4 separate regions of the Homo sapiens genome follow, and all the other regions are linked to region 4. The links are chromatin contacts, found by Hi-C or POLR2A ChIA-PET in ENCODE. All regions are on one chromosome and are shown on one strand. Each heading gives the region's core, a stretch centred on a gene start or an enhancer-like site at or near the end of the contact. The rest is flanking DNA. Distances are from core to core; before and after follow the strand shown. Region 1 has its middle 31 kb from the start of LINC01485. Region 2 overlaps UBTD2 (ubiquitin domain containing 2). Region 3 has its middle 31 kb from the start of UBTD2. Region 4 overlaps ATP6V0E1 (ATPase H+ transporting V0 subunit e1).

Evidence for each region. Hi-C counts contacts between places; a loop is a spot of excess contacts on that map. ChIA-PET counts read pairs that join two places held with the same protein, here RNA polymerase II (POLR2A). Pooled maps may share reads with other maps.
Region 1: a loop to region 4 is called in a map with no recorded cell type, with 17 times the contacts of the local background. The contact joins two enhancer-like sites. A Hi-C loop is called at or near these places in 4 of 37 single-sample maps with no recorded cell type and 3 of 50 pooled maps. POLR2A ChIA-PET finds 5 or more read pairs at or near these places in 2 of 52 experiments (H1 and PC-9).
Region 2: a loop to region 4 is called in a pooled map, with 4 times the contacts of the local background. The contact joins two enhancer-like sites. A Hi-C loop is called at or near these places in 2 of 50 pooled maps. POLR2A ChIA-PET finds 5 or more read pairs at or near these places in 2 of 52 experiments (GM10248 and activated CD8-positive, alpha-beta memory T cell).
Region 3: a pooled map shows a loop between it and region 4 (4-fold over the local background). The contact joins two enhancer-like sites. A Hi-C loop is called at or near these places in 2 of 50 pooled maps. POLR2A ChIA-PET finds 5 or more read pairs at or near these places in 2 of 52 experiments (GM12878 and activated T-cell).

What each region holds. Positions count from the first base shown.
Region 1 is chr5:173,819,647-173,823,802 of GRCh38, reverse strand. No RefSeq gene overlaps it. Among named protein-coding and RNA genes, the nearest start is that of LINC01485, 31 kb to the right of the region's middle. RefSeq lists a cis regulatory region at 979-1,381. Within about 2 kb of position 2,547, at least 6 of the 41 ENCODE cell types and tissues checked have a DNase peak (open chromatin) inside an H3K27ac peak, as active enhancers do.
Region 2 is chr5:172,233,637-172,237,432 of GRCh38, reverse strand. UBTD2 (ubiquitin domain containing 2) reads left to right here. Exons shown (of 3, transcript NM_152277.3): 2 at 3,075-3,311. Among named protein-coding and RNA genes, the nearest start is that of EFCAB9, 41 kb to the right of the region's middle. RefSeq lists an enhancer at 2,256-2,305. Within about 2 kb of position 1,397, at least 5 of the 41 ENCODE cell types and tissues checked have a DNase peak (open chromatin) inside an H3K27ac peak, as active enhancers do.
Region 3 is chr5:172,312,963-172,316,723 of GRCh38, reverse strand. No RefSeq gene overlaps it. Among named protein-coding and RNA genes, the nearest start is that of UBTD2, 31 kb to the right of the region's middle. RefSeq lists enhancers at 795-884, 915-1,004. Within about 2 kb of position 1,308, at least 4 of the 41 ENCODE cell types and tissues checked have a DNase peak (open chromatin) inside an H3K27ac peak, as active enhancers do; they include GM12878, where a contact is called at or near this core.
Region 4 is chr5:173,033,539-173,037,595 of GRCh38, reverse strand. ATP6V0E1 (ATPase H+ transporting V0 subunit e1) reads right to left here. Exons shown (of 4, transcript NM_003945.4): 4 at 2,151-3,197. Among named protein-coding and RNA genes, the nearest start is that of SNORA74B, 15 kb to the right of the region's middle. RefSeq lists a silencer at 520-589. Within about 2 kb of position 2,100, at least 11 of the 41 ENCODE cell types and tissues checked have a DNase peak (open chromatin) inside an H3K27ac peak, as active enhancers do; they include GM12878, where a contact is called at or near this core.

The DNA.
Region 1 (4,156 bases), core at 1,298-3,797, 790 kb before region 4:
AGGCTGGGTGCAAGACCCAGGCTGATCCAATCCTAAGACCATATCCTCCTGGCAAAATCAGAGAGGAGCGTGCGACCAAGATGGGCCATTCAGATGCTGTTTCAAACATTTAACGTATGTAACTACATTTATGCCTCACGCAATGGACTGAATATTTCTGTCTCCCCAGATTTGTATGTTAAAATCCTAACCTCCAATGTGGTGATATTTGGAGATGGGTCCTTTGGGAGACAACTGAGTCATGAGAGTGGATCCCTCATGGAAGAGATTAGTGCCCTTATAAGAGGGACTCCAGAGAGCTCTCTTTCCTCTTTCCACCCTGCAATGACACAATAACAATCTGCAGCCTGCAGCAGGGCCCTGGAGCCAAACCATGCTGGCACCCTGACCTCAGGCTCCCAACCTCCAGAACTGTGAGAAATAAAGTTCTCTGGTTTATGGTACCTATTAGGTTGGTACAAAAGTAATTGCAGTTTTTGCCATTAGTTGTTTTTTTTGTTTGTTTGTGTGTTTGGTTTGTTTTGTTTTTCTTTTTTTTTTTTTTTTGTGAGATGGAGTCTCGCTCTGTCACCCAGGCTGGAGTGCAGTGGCATGATCTCGGCTCACTGCAAGCTCCGCCTCCTGGGTTCATGCCATTCTCCTGCCTCAGCCTCCCGAGTAGCTGGGACCACAGGCACCTGCCACCACGCCTGGCTAATTTTTCGTATTTTTAGTAGAGACGGGGTTTCACCGTGTTAGCCAGGATGGTCTCGATCTCCTGACCTCATGATCCGCCCACCTCGGCCTCCCAGAGTGCTGGGATTACAGGCGTGAGCCACTGCACCCTGCTTGCCATTAGTTTCAATCACAAGAACTGTAATTACTTTTGCATCAACCGTATAGTTATTGCAGCCCAAACTAAGATACCTCTTAGCAACCCAATGATATAGATCCTTACTGTACAGACAAACAGAGTTGTTATGTAACTTACTGGAGCTCACACAGCTAGTTAGTGGGAAGGCTAAGATTCAAACTCCAGAGCCCACACTCTTAGCCACTAGGCTAGCCTGAGCCTAGTGACTGTCCTCTTTCTGTTCCACCACAAAGCTTCTTGTGGCTTTGTTTTTCGTGAGAACGTCTAGTCCCTCCCCAACTCTGCTTTGAGGTGTTATTTAAACAATGTAATCGGGCCAATCTGCTTCTCATAATGCCTGACTCATTCTCTGTCTTCTACAGTGTCAAGTCCAAGTAGCATGTCTACTGTTGGGTCTGTGCTGCCTCCCCTCAATGGCTCACCCACACCCCCACACACATACACACCCACACACACACACCTGCTGACAGATCAGGCCACTGATGATTTCTGGAAAATGTCAGCTTCCTAGGGTGGCATCGTCCATACATATAATGCAAGTCACGTATGTAATTTTACATTTTCTAGCAGCTACATTAAAAAAGTAAAAAGAGGCCAGGCGCACCTGTAATCCTAGCACTTTGGGAGGCTGCGGCAGGCGGATCACGAGGTCAGGAGTTCGAGACCAGCCTGACCAACATGGTGAAACCTCATCTCTACTAAAAATACAAAAATTATCTGGGCATGGTGGCACGCGCCTGTAATCTCAGCTACTCAGGAGGATGAGGCAAGAGGATTGCTTGAACCCGGGAGGCGGAGGTTGCAGTGAGCCGAGATCACACTATTGCACTCCAGCCTGAGCAACAGAGCAAGACTCCATCTCAAAAAAAAAAAAAAAAGTAAAAAGAAACTGGTAAAATCCCTTTAGTAGCATATTAAATATATGTAAAATATTGACATTTCAACATGTAATCAACAGAAAACAAATTAGGAGTGAGTTTCTTGTTTTTGTTCTAAATTTTAGCAATCTGGCATATATCTTAAACTTATGGGCCATCTCAAATTGGAGTAGCTGCATGTTCCTAGTGGCTGCAGTACTGGACTGTGCAATTCACCAAATTTTTTAGGTCAGAGTACATCTAGGAAATGACCATACTTGTATGGTGTCCCAGGGTAAATAGTCGAGCCTGTTAGGGGCCAGAGGCAACAGGCCAGATGCCCCAAGTTCCCATCGCCCCACTTTCTTCACTGTTCCAAAAGAAACCCCCCTTAAGGGCTGGACATTCAGAGGCTTTATGCATATTAGGAAAAGGCATCCTGTCTGGGGATTTCAGTCCCACTACTCTTGAAGCTGAAGCTGGATGCCCTCGTTTTGTGCACAGCATGTACAACTACCTTCAGGCGTCTGCTGAGGGATGAGGGATCCATTTCTGGGCGCACATGTATCTAGCCATGGTAGCACAGGCCGGGAAGCTCTGTGCTGGAAATTCTGAGTTTGTGTGTGTGTGTGTGTGTGTGTGTGTGTGTGTGTGTGTGTTACCTTTCTTCCTTCTCTTTACTCTCCTTTTCTGCCTTCTGTCGAGCACAGCCTGCCTGTGACCTCACAGCAATAAGTTAGGCCAGTGGTTTTCAAAGTGCAGTTCCCAGAATAGTAACAGCAGCATCACCTGGTTCCTGTTAGAAATGCAAATTCTCAGGCCCCACCCTAGACCTACTGAATCAGAAACTCTGGGGGTGGGGCCCAGAGCTCTGTGTTTGACGAGCCCTCCCTGTGATCCTGATGCTGTCTACACAGAATAGAAATACTGTGATAATAACACCACCACCACCTGCCTTTCACTGAGTGCTTTCTGTGAACACTTACTAAATGACTATGACCCTCATAGCCAGTCTGATGAGGGTGCCATAACTTGCCCCATGTTACAGAAGGGAAACTGAGGTGTGGAGGCCAGTGGTTCGAACAGACCCCACAGCTGGTGTATGACAGTGCAGACACAGGATTTGAATTGAGTTATCTTTACTGGAGCACCCATGGTTGCAACTGTTTGGCTATGCAGCTTCTTTTTCTACTTCAGCCCAACTGATGGCTTGAAGTCTTTGGCTTGGAAATATTCTGTCCTAATCTCTCATTCGTTCATTCATTTATTCTGGATTGAGCTCCTAATCTGTGCCAGGTCCCATATTAGGCACTGGAGCTGCAAAGATAACTAGGACTTGGTCGTTACTCATAAGAAGCTTATAGAATAGTTAATTTGGGTCTTGGGAAGGCAAAACAAACCAAGAACAGTCCGGATTAAGATGAATTGGGGTCAATTGAATAATTGGAAATTTGGCAGTCATAGTGGTAATTTCTTAGTGGGAAACACATGTGCTTGGATTTTTCGGGATAGTATTGGTTATGACTCAACCCCTCCCCTTTCTCATGTAACCATTTCTTCCTCATTGATTGCTCTGGAAGCAGAAATTTTATTTTATTGCTTTAGATAATAACTTGGCCTCACTTTATTTGTCAGCTGAGTTCTAATGGTGCAAAGTGGAATGATTTTCCTGGACCCACTTTTTAGGGGTATGGATGTTGTGACACTTTGGGAAACTGGAAGTGATTCTATATGACAGTTTTGTAGGTCAGAATATACATGCAACCTGGAAGTCCACTGGGACTTCTCTGCTCCTTGGAGATAGATAAACATTATATCTGTTAGAAATGCCTTTGGATGCAAGTAACTAAAAACAAGGCCCAGTAGTTTATTCTTATTTATAACAAAAAGTCCAGAATGAACAGACGATAGCCTTGGTTCAGCAGCTTGTTAATGCCGGGGCCAGTAACTCTGATTCCCTTGGCCTCTCCCCTCATGCTTGTCTCTCAGAATCACAAGATGCCCTCATAGAACCAGACATCACATCTGTGTTCAAGGCAGGATGAAGCTGTGGGGAAAGTGTTGTTATAGACAGGTTTTCTTTCTTTCTTTTATTTTTGCTGGGTGCTATAGTTTGAATGTGTCTTCCAAATTTCATGTGCTGGAAACTTAATCCCTAAATTCATATGTTGATTAGAGACGGGGCTTTTGGGAGGAAACTAGGACTAGATAAGGTCATTAGGGTGGGGCCCCCATGATGGGACTGGTGGCTTTATAAGAAGAGGAAGAGAGACCTGAACATACACGCAGTCTCTTGCCCTCTCTCCATGTGATGCCTCCTGCCACATTTTGACTCAGAACAAGGCCCTCCCCAGGGCCCATGCCATGCTCTTGGACTTCCCATCCTCCAGAACTGTGAGCTACATACATTTCTTTTCTTTATAATTTACTCAGTATGTGGTATTCT
Region 2 (3,796 bases), core at 148-2,647, 800 kb after region 4:
GTGAAACTTTTGACAGCATGTAGATTTGAAAATGCATTGGGGGCCTGTCGCAGTGGCTCATGCCTGTAATTCCAGCACTTTGGGAGGCTGAGGCGGGCGGATCATGAAGTCAAGAAATTGAAACTATCCTGGCCAATATGGTGAAACCCCGTCTCTACTAAAAATACAAAAATTAGCTGGGCATGGTGGCGCGGGCCTGTAGTCCCAGCTACTCGAGAGGCTGAGGCAGGAGAATCGCTTGAACCCAGGAGGCGGAGGTTGCAGTGAGTCGGGTTGCACCAGTGCACTCCAGCCTTGGCGACAGAGCAAGACTCTGTCTCAAGTATATGAATAAAATTTAAAAATTAAAGAAAATGCATTTGGAATGATTTTCCTTAAGCAACATAAACGCATCATCTGTTCTTTTTGTGGGACTTTGTTCATCTATGCTTAGTACAAACGGAGAGAGGTGAAATGAACCTACCTCACATTTGTAAGGAAGGTGTTTTACAATTTTTCCAAGGTACTTTGTACCCTTATTATGATTGTTTTTCTGTTGGCTTCCTCTTTTCAAAGTCCTCTTCCTTTCATTTGCTTTAGTTTTAGGTCCTGAGATTCTTCTGTAGAGGTTTTGTTGTTTTTGTCCATGCTTTGTAATTCTCTCAGAATGACAGGAAAAATTATACTGAGTTATCTCTCATGCATTTAATACATATGAGGCCAGATAATTCTGTAGAAATACTCAGACCCAAAACTTTATTCAGATAAATATCTTACTGAGTCTACCTGCTTACTGTGCCATCTTCCACTTCCTGGTCAGTAAGCTGAGTGTTGTCTGTAAACTGTCTCTAACTCATCTAAATGATAATGTAGCAGAAAATAAAATCAACCTTGCATTCCATCGTGTTGGTGCAATCAGTGGGTTGTGGTTATCAGACCAGATTCTGAACATCTTCTAGAGAATTATGCTCTAGCTGCATTGTCTGTATTATTTGGAAGAGGTAGGGAAAAATCATTAGTATAGACTGTGTTTCTCGCATTTGAATTAAATGTAATAGGCACATCTGTAGTGTTACTCCCAGTAGACACTCAGTACATATTTGTTGATTAAATAAAGAGACTTGGATTCTGTTTCCAGCTCTGCTACTAAATGGATGGGTTTCCTATTCTGCTTCCTCACCCTTTCAGAACTCACCTGTTTTGCATTTCACTAGGACAAGTTAGAGGGCAAAAAGTATTTGAGTTAATGCTGAGTGTTTTAAGTGGAAAACAGCTAGTCTTTTGGTGTGCCACCCTGAGGGGAGAGGACAGAAGAGACCTGACCTGGCAGTCTTTATTGAGAATATAGCCTGGAGAGTAGAGATAGCCCAGGGTCTGGAGTCATTTTATTTTCTGTTTTGCATAGTCCAAATTTCATCTGGCCCTGGGCCAATGAGGGAGTAGTCAATTTCATGGATGCTTTAGAACCAGTTTGAGAGTGATTTCTTTAAAATTGGTATTCTTTCTGCAATTAAATATAGAACATTGAATTTTGACACACACCCTCTCTCCTTCCCACTCGCTGTGTCATTTATTTCCCACCCACTCTTTTCCAACACTCTTCTTATCTTTTCATCCAGCTTCAATTTTCTTTCTATCTTCTATCCCATCTATCAAACTATTCCCTATCTATAGCACTGTATAATCTTACAGAGCCATAAATAAGAATGGCTCTGTAGGTCAGTATGACCCATGGAAATAGATCACAGATAATACACCAGATGGTTATCTGGGTGCAAGGATGCTGCATCAGGCTTATTCCAGCGCTACTACTACATAACATTGTCTAAGGGGAGATGCTGCCACTTGCCCTCTGTTTTCTTCTTCTCTTGGGTTGAAACTAGGGTAGGGTATCATAGTTCTTCTGCTCCTTGTGGTTCGGAGCTAATCCCTTGGCCTAGCATCAAAGATTATCTCTTTTACTCCCAGTTCCTCAAAAAAACTAAAGTACTGATTCTACCCTTTGTAAATTAGTTCCTGTTTGAGTTCCAGAGAAAGGTATTTACAGTTCCTTGACTAAAGTCCAGAGAGTAGAATGCTAGAGGAAGCATTCCTCTAATCAGTTTGTTCATGATTCTGGTGGTTTGGCTCTTCTTTCTCTGGGCACTGAAAAGCAATCTTTTACCTCTTTGGATTTTCTCAGTTCCTACTTCCTGGTTTCATGTGTCCAAGCTACTATTGCCGTTTGCTTCCCCAAGTATCTTGCCTCTCTTTCGTGGTGTCTCTTGACTCTCATATCCTGCTCTTACAGTCTGATGAAACACTTACCTTCTAGGCAGTTCTTTTAAAATGAACAAAACAAAACTTTCATTGTATTAAAAAAAAATTTTTTTAGAGCAGTTTTAGATTCATAACAGAATTGAGAGGAAGGTACAGAGATTTCCTATGTACTCCCAGTGCCTACACATACATAGCCTCCTTTCCCTGATTATCAGCATCCTCCACCAGAGTGGTACATTCATTACAACTATAATTCTCTGGGGTTCTTTAGTTTTGTTTTGTTTTGTTTGAGATGAGGTTTCACTCTCGCCCAGGCTGAAGTGCAGTGGCATGATCATGGCTCACTGCAAACACAACCTCCCAGGCTCAAGTGATCCTCCCACCTCAGCCTCCCAAGTAGCTGGGACCACAGGCACATGCCAACATGCCAGGCTAATTTTTGTGTATTTTGTAGAGATGGGGGTCTCACCATGTTGCCCAGGCTAGTCTCGAACTCCTGGATTCAAGCCTTCCTTCCACCTCAGCCTCCCAAAGTGCTGGGATTACAGGTGTTGAGCTACTGCACTCAGCCTGTAATTCTTTTTAATGATCCTGTGGAGGGTGTACTGAGTGGAAAAGAGCTACCAATTTGTTTTGCATAGAGCAGTCTAATGTCTCTATTCACTTTTGTAGTTCCAAAATGTGTTAGAGGAATTTCAGGATGCACAAATTAGCTAGCAGGTAAATTTCTGGCTGTGATTTTGATGAAATAATCCAAGAGAGGAATGACCAGATAACTTTTGATACATATTTTATAAATTTTGGGTTTGATCTCAGTCTTTTATTTTTCTTTTCAGTTGCTCTAGGTCGTAACCAGCCTTTGAAAAAGGAGAAACCAAAATGGAAAAGCGATTATCCTATGACAGATGGACAACTACGCAGCAAGAGGGATGAATTTTGGGATACAGCACCAGCTTTTGAAGGCCGGAAAGAGATTTGGGATGCCTTGAAGGCTGCTGCACATGCTTTTGAGAGCAATGATCATGAACTGGCACAAGCAATCATTGATGGTGCAAACATAACATTACCACATGGTAGGTTTGGTGTTCCTCAAGGACAGAGGAAACATAATCAACTTTGTTTCTGATAGCAAGAAACCAAATGGGAGAGTGTTTTTCCTTGCTATGAATTATTCTAACTTTTTTTTTTAATGTAGCAAGGAATAGCATTCCTCTTTTTTTCTTGTACATCTTTCAGCTGGAGACAGGTTTTACTTTGTGTGTTTGTGTATACGTATATATTTTTTAAATATATCTTAATTTCAGAAAAGAACTCTTGATCATCTAAAAAGTTTCCGTGTAACCTAGTCCTCCATGAAGACCTCTTCCCTCCACCCTCCCACCCCCACCTCACCAGCCTCATCACCCTGCCAATCTATTGGAGCTTCCACTTCACTGGTTTCCTCCTAGCAGCGCTAGAGATAGAGTCTCAGTTTAGATTTTGTAAGCTGTAGAGACTCAGAGGATGCTCCTTTTAGTCATTATACTTTCTCATCAAGCCTATTTTTGGCATAATAAGC
Region 3 (3,761 bases), core at 59-2,558, 720 kb after region 4:
CTAAATCAGCCAGGCATGGTGGCGTATGCCTGTAATCCCAGCTGCTCAGGAGGCTGAGGCTGGAGAATCGCGTGAACTCGGGAGGCGGAGGTTGCGGTGAGCCGAGATGGCGCCATTGCACTCCAGCCTGGGCAACTAAAGCAAAACTCCACCTCAAAATATATATATATAACAAAATAAAGTCAGGCTGTTAAAGGAAAAACTTGAGCTGAATTAAATTTAAGAGAGTTTAATTGAGCAAAAAACAATTCACCAATCAGGCAGCCCCAGAATCACAGTAGATTCAGAGAGACTCCAGGGATGCCTCATGGTCAGAACAAATTTATAGACAAAAAAAGGGAAGCGACATACAGAAATCAGAAGTGAGGTACAGAAACAGCCGGATTGGTTACAGGTTGGCGTTTGCCTTATTTGAACACAGTTTGAACACTCAGCAGTGTATGAGTGGTTGAAGGATGGCCACTGGGATTGGCCAGGACTCAGCTATTGTTACAGGCGCATACTCCTAAGTTAGGTTTTCAATCTTGTCTACTTACTAAGTTAGGTTGCAGTTTGTCCACAAAGACTCAAATAAAGACGTACAGAATCCTTCTCAGGCCATATGTAGTTTGGTTTCACAAGGCCTATTTAGAGATTACAAATTTCACCAAGTCCATTGAACAACTGGGTATTAAGGGCATTGTGGGGGTGTGCAGGGGACCATAAAGATGAGTAAGACTGTCCCTGACCTCAAGGTTCACCTCTAGAAGGGAATATAGACAAAGCAACTCCACTTTACAGTCATGCTGTTACCGGAAAGGGGTCTCGGTCCCCAAGAGAGGGGTCTCGGTCCCCAAGAGAGGGTTCTCGGATCTCACGCAAGAAAGAATTCAGGGAAAGTCCACAGAGTAGAGTGAAAGCAAGTTTATTAGGAAAGTAAAGGAATGAACGAATGGCTACTCTATAGACAGAGCAGCCCTGAGGGCTGCTGTTTGCCCATTTTTATGGCTATTCCCTGATGATATGCTAAACAAGGAGTGGATTATTCATGCCTCCCATTTTTAGACCATATAGGGTAACTCCCTGACATTGCCATGGCATTTGTATACTGTCATGATGCTGATGGGAGTGTAGTAGTGAGGATGACCAGAGATCACTCTCGTGGCCTTCTTGGTTTTGGTGGGTTTTTGCCGGCTTCTTCACTGCAACCTGTTTTATCAGCAAGGTCTTTATGATCTGTGTTTGTGCTGACCTCCTATCTCATCCTGTGACTCAGGATGCCTTAACAGTCTGGGAATGAAGCCCAGCAGGTCTTAGCCTCACTTTACTCAGCTCCTATTCAAGACAGAGTTGTTCTGGTTCACACACCTCTGACAATATCACGATCCGTGTTGCACTTGAGAGATTATGAGCACAGTAGAAGAACAAAGACAGGGAAGATCAATTCTGACCCAGGGTTGTCTGGGAGAGAAGGGAGTGTGGGTGCTTTAACTGTACAATAATTTCCAGACATTTAACAGTGCTCTCTTGCCTGGATTCTGGAAGTCATTCTGAGAATGCCTGTTTTCATTAGATTTTAATCACCCACAGGTCATATATTCCTTTAACGAATGCCTGATGACACCATGCAGAATGAAATGCGCTTTACTGCCTGCTTGGAATGTGTGCAGGCCTGCCTCATGGACCCCTAGAAGTTTCCTTCCAAAAGCAGTCCAGGTATGGTGAGAGGGAGGAATGGGGAGAACAGAAGCCCTATCTCTTACATACCTATACAGGGAGTGTACAACTCAGTTTGGTCCCTGGCCTCCTGTTGTCAGAGGGTGTGTAATTTCAGCTGGGTGGGGCTATGAGGTAAAGATTTCATGTCTGCCACTGCTTGGCTTTTTTTTTTTTTTTTTCTGAGACGGAGTCTCGCTCTGTCGCCCAGGCTGGAGTGCAGTGACGCGATCTCAGCTCACTGCAAGCTCCGCTTCCCAGGTTCACGCCACTGCTTGCTTTTGAAAGGTCTACCCACCCATAGCTCCAATGCATGAAACGCTTCATATAGCTTTGCTGCTTACAGCTCCTCAGTTACTCCTCACTTGCCGGGGATCAAGCCTAAGCCTTTTTTTTTTTTTTTTTTTTTTGAGATGGCATCTCACTCTGTCCCCCAGGCTGGAGTGCAGTAGCGCGATCTTGGTTCACCGCAACCTCTGCCTCCCGGGGTTCAAGCGATTCTCTCGTCTAAGCCTTCCGAGTAAAAGGGATTACAGGCACCTGACACCACACCCAGCTAATTTTTGTATGTTTAATAGAGACAAGGTTTCACCATGTTGGACAGCCTGGTCTCAAACTCCTGACCTCAAGTGATTCGCCTGCCTCAGCCTCCAGTGCTGGGATTACAGGAGTGAGCCACCTCGCCCAGCCCTAAGTCTTTTAATATGGCACACAAGGATGCTTCTTTATGAGTTAACACTGAGTACTTGGGAGACAAAGACAAATAAAACCTTTCCTACCCTCAAGTGAGAGAAACTCAACTGAGACTTACAGGAAATAAAATTTAAAACTACTGACTTACGAAACTGAAAATTCCACGGGGTAGATTCAAGCATTGCTGAATTTGGCTCAGATTATTTCTCAGGGGTTGGATTCTTCCTCTTTCTCAGCTGTATTTTCCTCTATGTTAGTGTCCCGCTTGGGTAGGCTCTCGCCAACTGGAGAGCAGCCCCAATTTTTTCCCTTTTAGGGACTCCAAGCAGCTGCAAGTTTACTTCCTCCAAAATTCATGGGCAGAAGAAAAGGCTCTTCTAAACAATTGGTTGGCAGGGCATGGTGGCTCATACCTGTAATCCCAGCACTTTGGAGGCCAAGGCAGGTGGATCACTTAAGGTCAGGAGTTTAAGGCCAGCCTGGCCAACATGGTGAAACCCTGTCTCTACTAAAAATACAAAAATTAGCTGGGTGTGGTGGCAGGTGCCTGTAATCCCAGCTACTCGGGAGGCTGAGGCAGGAGAATTGCTTGGACCCGAGAAACAGAGGTTGGAGTGAGCCAAGATCGTGCCACTGCACTCCAGTCTAGGCAACAGAGTGAGACTCCGTCTCAAAAAAAAAAAAAAAAAAACAAATTAACAATTTATTGGTTATTTGGGGAGTTGTTTCAGGAGTTTATTGTTTGTTTTTTAAAGTCCTGGATCTGCCTCTTCTTAGCTTAGTTGAATCACATGACCATCCTAGAGCAATCCTGGGTTTGGGATGCACTGATTGGCTTGAGTCTGAGACTTGGGACCACGCTGGAGTGGGGAAGAAGTGGGCTCCACCAGAATCAGATGGACTAAGAGTCATAGATGGGAGGAACTGGCTCTTCAGAGGGAATTCTGGCCTTCACTACTGGAGGAAGAATGAACGAATACTGGGCAGGCACAAACTACACAGATTAAAATCTAACCTTTATTCCACCGTGGCAATAAGTCCATTGTCTGGTCATAATGCAGAGTGTTCTGTATGGAGTCCAAAAAACTGTGTTGAAGAGCAAGACTTTGTAGAGTTTCTTCAATATTTTTCAAAGGGCACAATACTCTGATTTCTAGGATTCTTTCCAGTTATCCAGAGAAAAGTTTATCTTCTTATTTGTAGACTAGAGAAAGAAAAGTCACAAGATAATAGGAACATTCCTTAGGAAGATCCAATTCCATCTGCTCGAATTATTTGCTTAACCAGCAACCGTCTAAACTATAGCTGGGGCCAGGCGCGGTGGGTCACGCCTGTAATCCCAGCACTTTGAGAGGCCGAGGCTGGCTGATCAC
Region 4 (4,057 bases), core at 851-3,350:
GGCAACAATTTTAAATCATTTCTCAAATTCTAAATTTACTTCAGCATGACCAAACACCTACCGTTGCTTAAAAAAAAAAAAAAAGGCTAAACAAGAAGGTGCTACTTTTGAAGCAACATCAAAGGAAAGATAAAATATTATTAAGTTGGGGTAGTGACACACGTCTAGACATCATTATATGTTTAAAGAAAACAACAAAAACAGTGCTAAAAGAAACCAATCAATCCTCACACTTCATCTTCAAAATCATGCCAGAAATACTTCTATCCTGGTATAAGAGTTGGTAGAACCTGGAAGGGCAGGAAGGGTGTGGTCCAGCCACTTAGGCTCTGGCTCTGAACTCAGGCCTGGGGGCCTAATAAGGGTGCCTTTTATTTTTCTGTAAACCTCTACCTCCAAGTACAAATGACTAATCAAAAGTGTAACCATAGGCCAGGCACAGTGGCTCACGCCTGTAATCCCAGCACTTTGGGAGGTCGAGGGTGGGCGGATCACCTGAGGTCAGGAGTTCAAGACCACCCTGACCAACATGGTGAAACCCCGTCTCTACCAAAAATACAAAAAATTAGCCAGGCGTGGAGGCAGCCTACTGTAATCCCAGCTACTTGGGAGGCTGAGGCAGAACTGCTTGAACCTGGGAGGTGGAGGCTGCAGTGAGCTGAGATCGTGCCATTGCACTCCAGCCTGGGCAACAAGAGCGAAACTCTGTCTCAAACAAAACAAAACACAAAGAACCCAAAGTGTAACCCTACGTAGAAAAAAAAAATCACTTGGCTGTCCCTCTGGGTCCTATCTGAATAGAAAAGTACTGTCAGTGTACCCTGGGGATTTGGTCATTTATTTGGAAAATACTCTTGATGTATTATTATAATTCACAAATCACCTTCCCCGCCAAAATCTCATTTGGTAACAACTTCGTATAGTAGAAAAGGTATGCATTATCCCTATTTTACAGATGAAAACACTGAGAGTCAGAAATTAAATGATTTGCCCCGTTACACAGCTAGCGAGTGATGGGAGTAAGATGGCAAACCTAGGACCTCTGCTAATCTAGTGATTGTCCCAGGAGGCCACATGACGTTCGCCTGGAAGGGCTCTGGAGCGCAGGAACATTTTCGGTATCCTCTGAACGGGCTAAATGGAGGTCCTTCCAGTCTGGGCCCTGACAAACACTGGATGGAGTGTGGCAACGGTCAGGAAAATATGATTCACCAACATCCATCTCCGATGCCTAATCATGTTGTTAACAAACAGTTCTGCTATTAAGGGTGAGGTGACGAGAGAACATGTGCCTGGGTTTAGGTATTAATGGCACTGAACCTTCTCAAGAATTTAATAAATGAAACAACTAGGGCTCAAGGGTGAAGTGACTTCCTGAGCAAAGGGAATTTACCGAGTTTCCTCTCATAAAACCTGAGCTGATTTCGTCATTCCCACATTTCAACAATAGTATGATGGCAGGGCGCGGTGGCTCACACCTGTAATCCCAGCACTTTCGGAGACCAAGGTGGGCGGATCACGAGGTCAGGAGACCAGCCTGACCAACATGGTGAAACCCTGTCTCTACTAAAAATACAAAAATTAGTCGGGCGCGGTGGCAGGTGCCTGTAATCTCAGCTACTCAGGAGGCTGAGGCAGGAGAATTGCTTGAACCCGGGAGGCAGAGGTTGCAGTGAGCTGAGATCGCACCACTGCACTCCAGCCTGGGCGACAGAGTGAGACTCTGTCTCAAGAAAAAAAGAAAGAAAACATGGATCTTACTCCCCTGTCTAGCTCTGACCAACTGCATTAAGCTGGGCGAGAAATTCTCCCTGTCTGGGCTCAGCTTCCTTATCCATAAAATGATGGGGTTAGCCTATATCACCATAGCCCCCTTCAACTTCAAATCATCAATGTTTCATGTATTCCATGAAATTAGCTAATGTGGCCCTCCTGCTGGAAACGTAAAGCATGGAGTTGCCTAACAGACTGCGCAAAACAAAAGTAAAGAATGAAAAGAAACGAGAGCAGGAGAGTCACTTCAACTTGAAACTCACTTTGGTCATAAGAATAGCAAAGTAATGAGTTCAGACAGTTTGGGAGGAATAGAAAGTAGAAACTGCAAAACAGGAAATCCATTCTTGGCTGGCTGTCAAAAAGCCATGAGCTGGTGAAAATTTAGGTTCATTTTAATTTTTAATTTCTTAAAAGTAATAAAGCTCTCAAATTAGTGTATCGAGATGCCTGCTACTGAAATACAAAATTACTGTCTCCTGCCCCTGGCTTTTTAATCACTCTTGACTTCTTTAGTCCTATGTCTGAGGCTGTGATGGTTCCATCTCAGGAGCATTTGCTGCCTTGTTCTGCAGCTGGCAGGTAACCTTGAACTGCTCACCATGGTACCATCTTTAAGGACAATGCTCCAACACAACCTTATATTACAGTTCTATGTATACTAACCTTATCTCTCCAAATAGCTTGTGAACTTGCAGGGACTCCAAATTTACACATCTTTGATCCCTCCAGTGCCTTGGCTGCAGTAGGCACTCAAATAGTTACTGAACGATTAAGAAACGCACTTACCAGTCTTTTCAGGCATCTCAAGCTACATGGCAGGGTTTATATACTCAACCTAAGTTTAGACTACAAAATCATTTTTTAAAAAGGCATTATGTAGCGATAGAAAAGCTTATAAAAATGAACTTTACAAACACCGAGCCCAGATTTCCATAGAAAGGAGGAAAATATTTATTCCAAAAGATGGCAGAAAGAAGAAATTCATCCTGAAAGTATAGTTTGGTGCGATTCTGTTGAGATGGCTCTTCCCTCTGAACGTGCTCTCCTACTGACCACCCCACTGGAGTCTTGTTTGTCTTGCAGCAGTTTCTAAACACTTCACTGATTCCCACGTGAGAAGGCAGGAGCCATCTTCAAATCCACAGATTCCAAGGAGAGAGTAACGTATCTCTCAGAAGAACAGCATCTTCTATCTCAGAAGAGTACATAATCGTTTTGTGGAGTCGGCACAGTTCAGGTTATGGAGGCACGTAATTCACCAAAGTGCAAAAAAGGCAAAGGAAAACACGCTGCATTGTAGAATAAGGCATTCAAATGTGCTGTTAACGTTTAAGGCAGCTAATGGCCAAAACAGGCAAGTCAAGAAAAGTGGTCTGGTTTGGAGGTGATTTTGCATCTAGAAGGCATTCTCTTCTCGTGACCTGCAAAACAAAACCATTCTGGTAACTGGTCCTCATACATTCCTCAGGAAGGCAAAAAGTTAACATCGAGAAAGTTAACCAAGCCAACACTTTAAAATGCACAGATGCTCAACAAAATATGAAACACAGGATAATCAACTTGGTGCAAGTTTGGCCAGGTTTTGCAGGGCTGTGGCAAAAGGTCCAGTAACCAAGGACACTGCTGAAATGAGGAGCACAAGTAACACTCTATGTTACAGAAAGCAGGAAGAATGAAGCTGACTGAGATTGATTGTGCTGGAATCTAATGAATTCACCGCAGTTTCAAGAGTCTGTATTTTTCCCTTCCCTCTTATAGCATGGAGGGGAGGTTCCGCAGGCATGGCGAACTCTGCTCTGGGGCCAGGCTCCTGGGGAGCGGGCTCCTTGCATTGGTCTTGTACTGGAGGCTGCCCTGTAGCTTGCTCCCCGTTCTGGCTATCTCGAGTGTAGGTGACAAATGACACTTTTCTTTTTCTAGCAGCTTAAATTCAACACCATCTTTTTTTTTGTTTTGTTTTATTTTTGTTTTTTTCGGACACAGGGTCTTGCTCTGCCATCCAGGCTGGAGTGCAGTGGCGTGATCTCGGCTCACTGCAGTCTCAATCTCCTGAGCCCAAATGATCCTCCCATCTCAGCCTCCCAAGTAGCTGGAACTACAGGTGCACGCCAACACATTCGGCTAATTTTTATATTTTTTTGTAGAGACAGGGTTTCACCATGCTGCCCAGGTTGGGCTCTAACTCCTGGGCTCAAGCGTTGTGCCCATCCTCGCCTCCCAAAGTGCTGGGATTACAGGCATGAGCCATCATGCCCTAAACAGACTATATTTACAATGTACT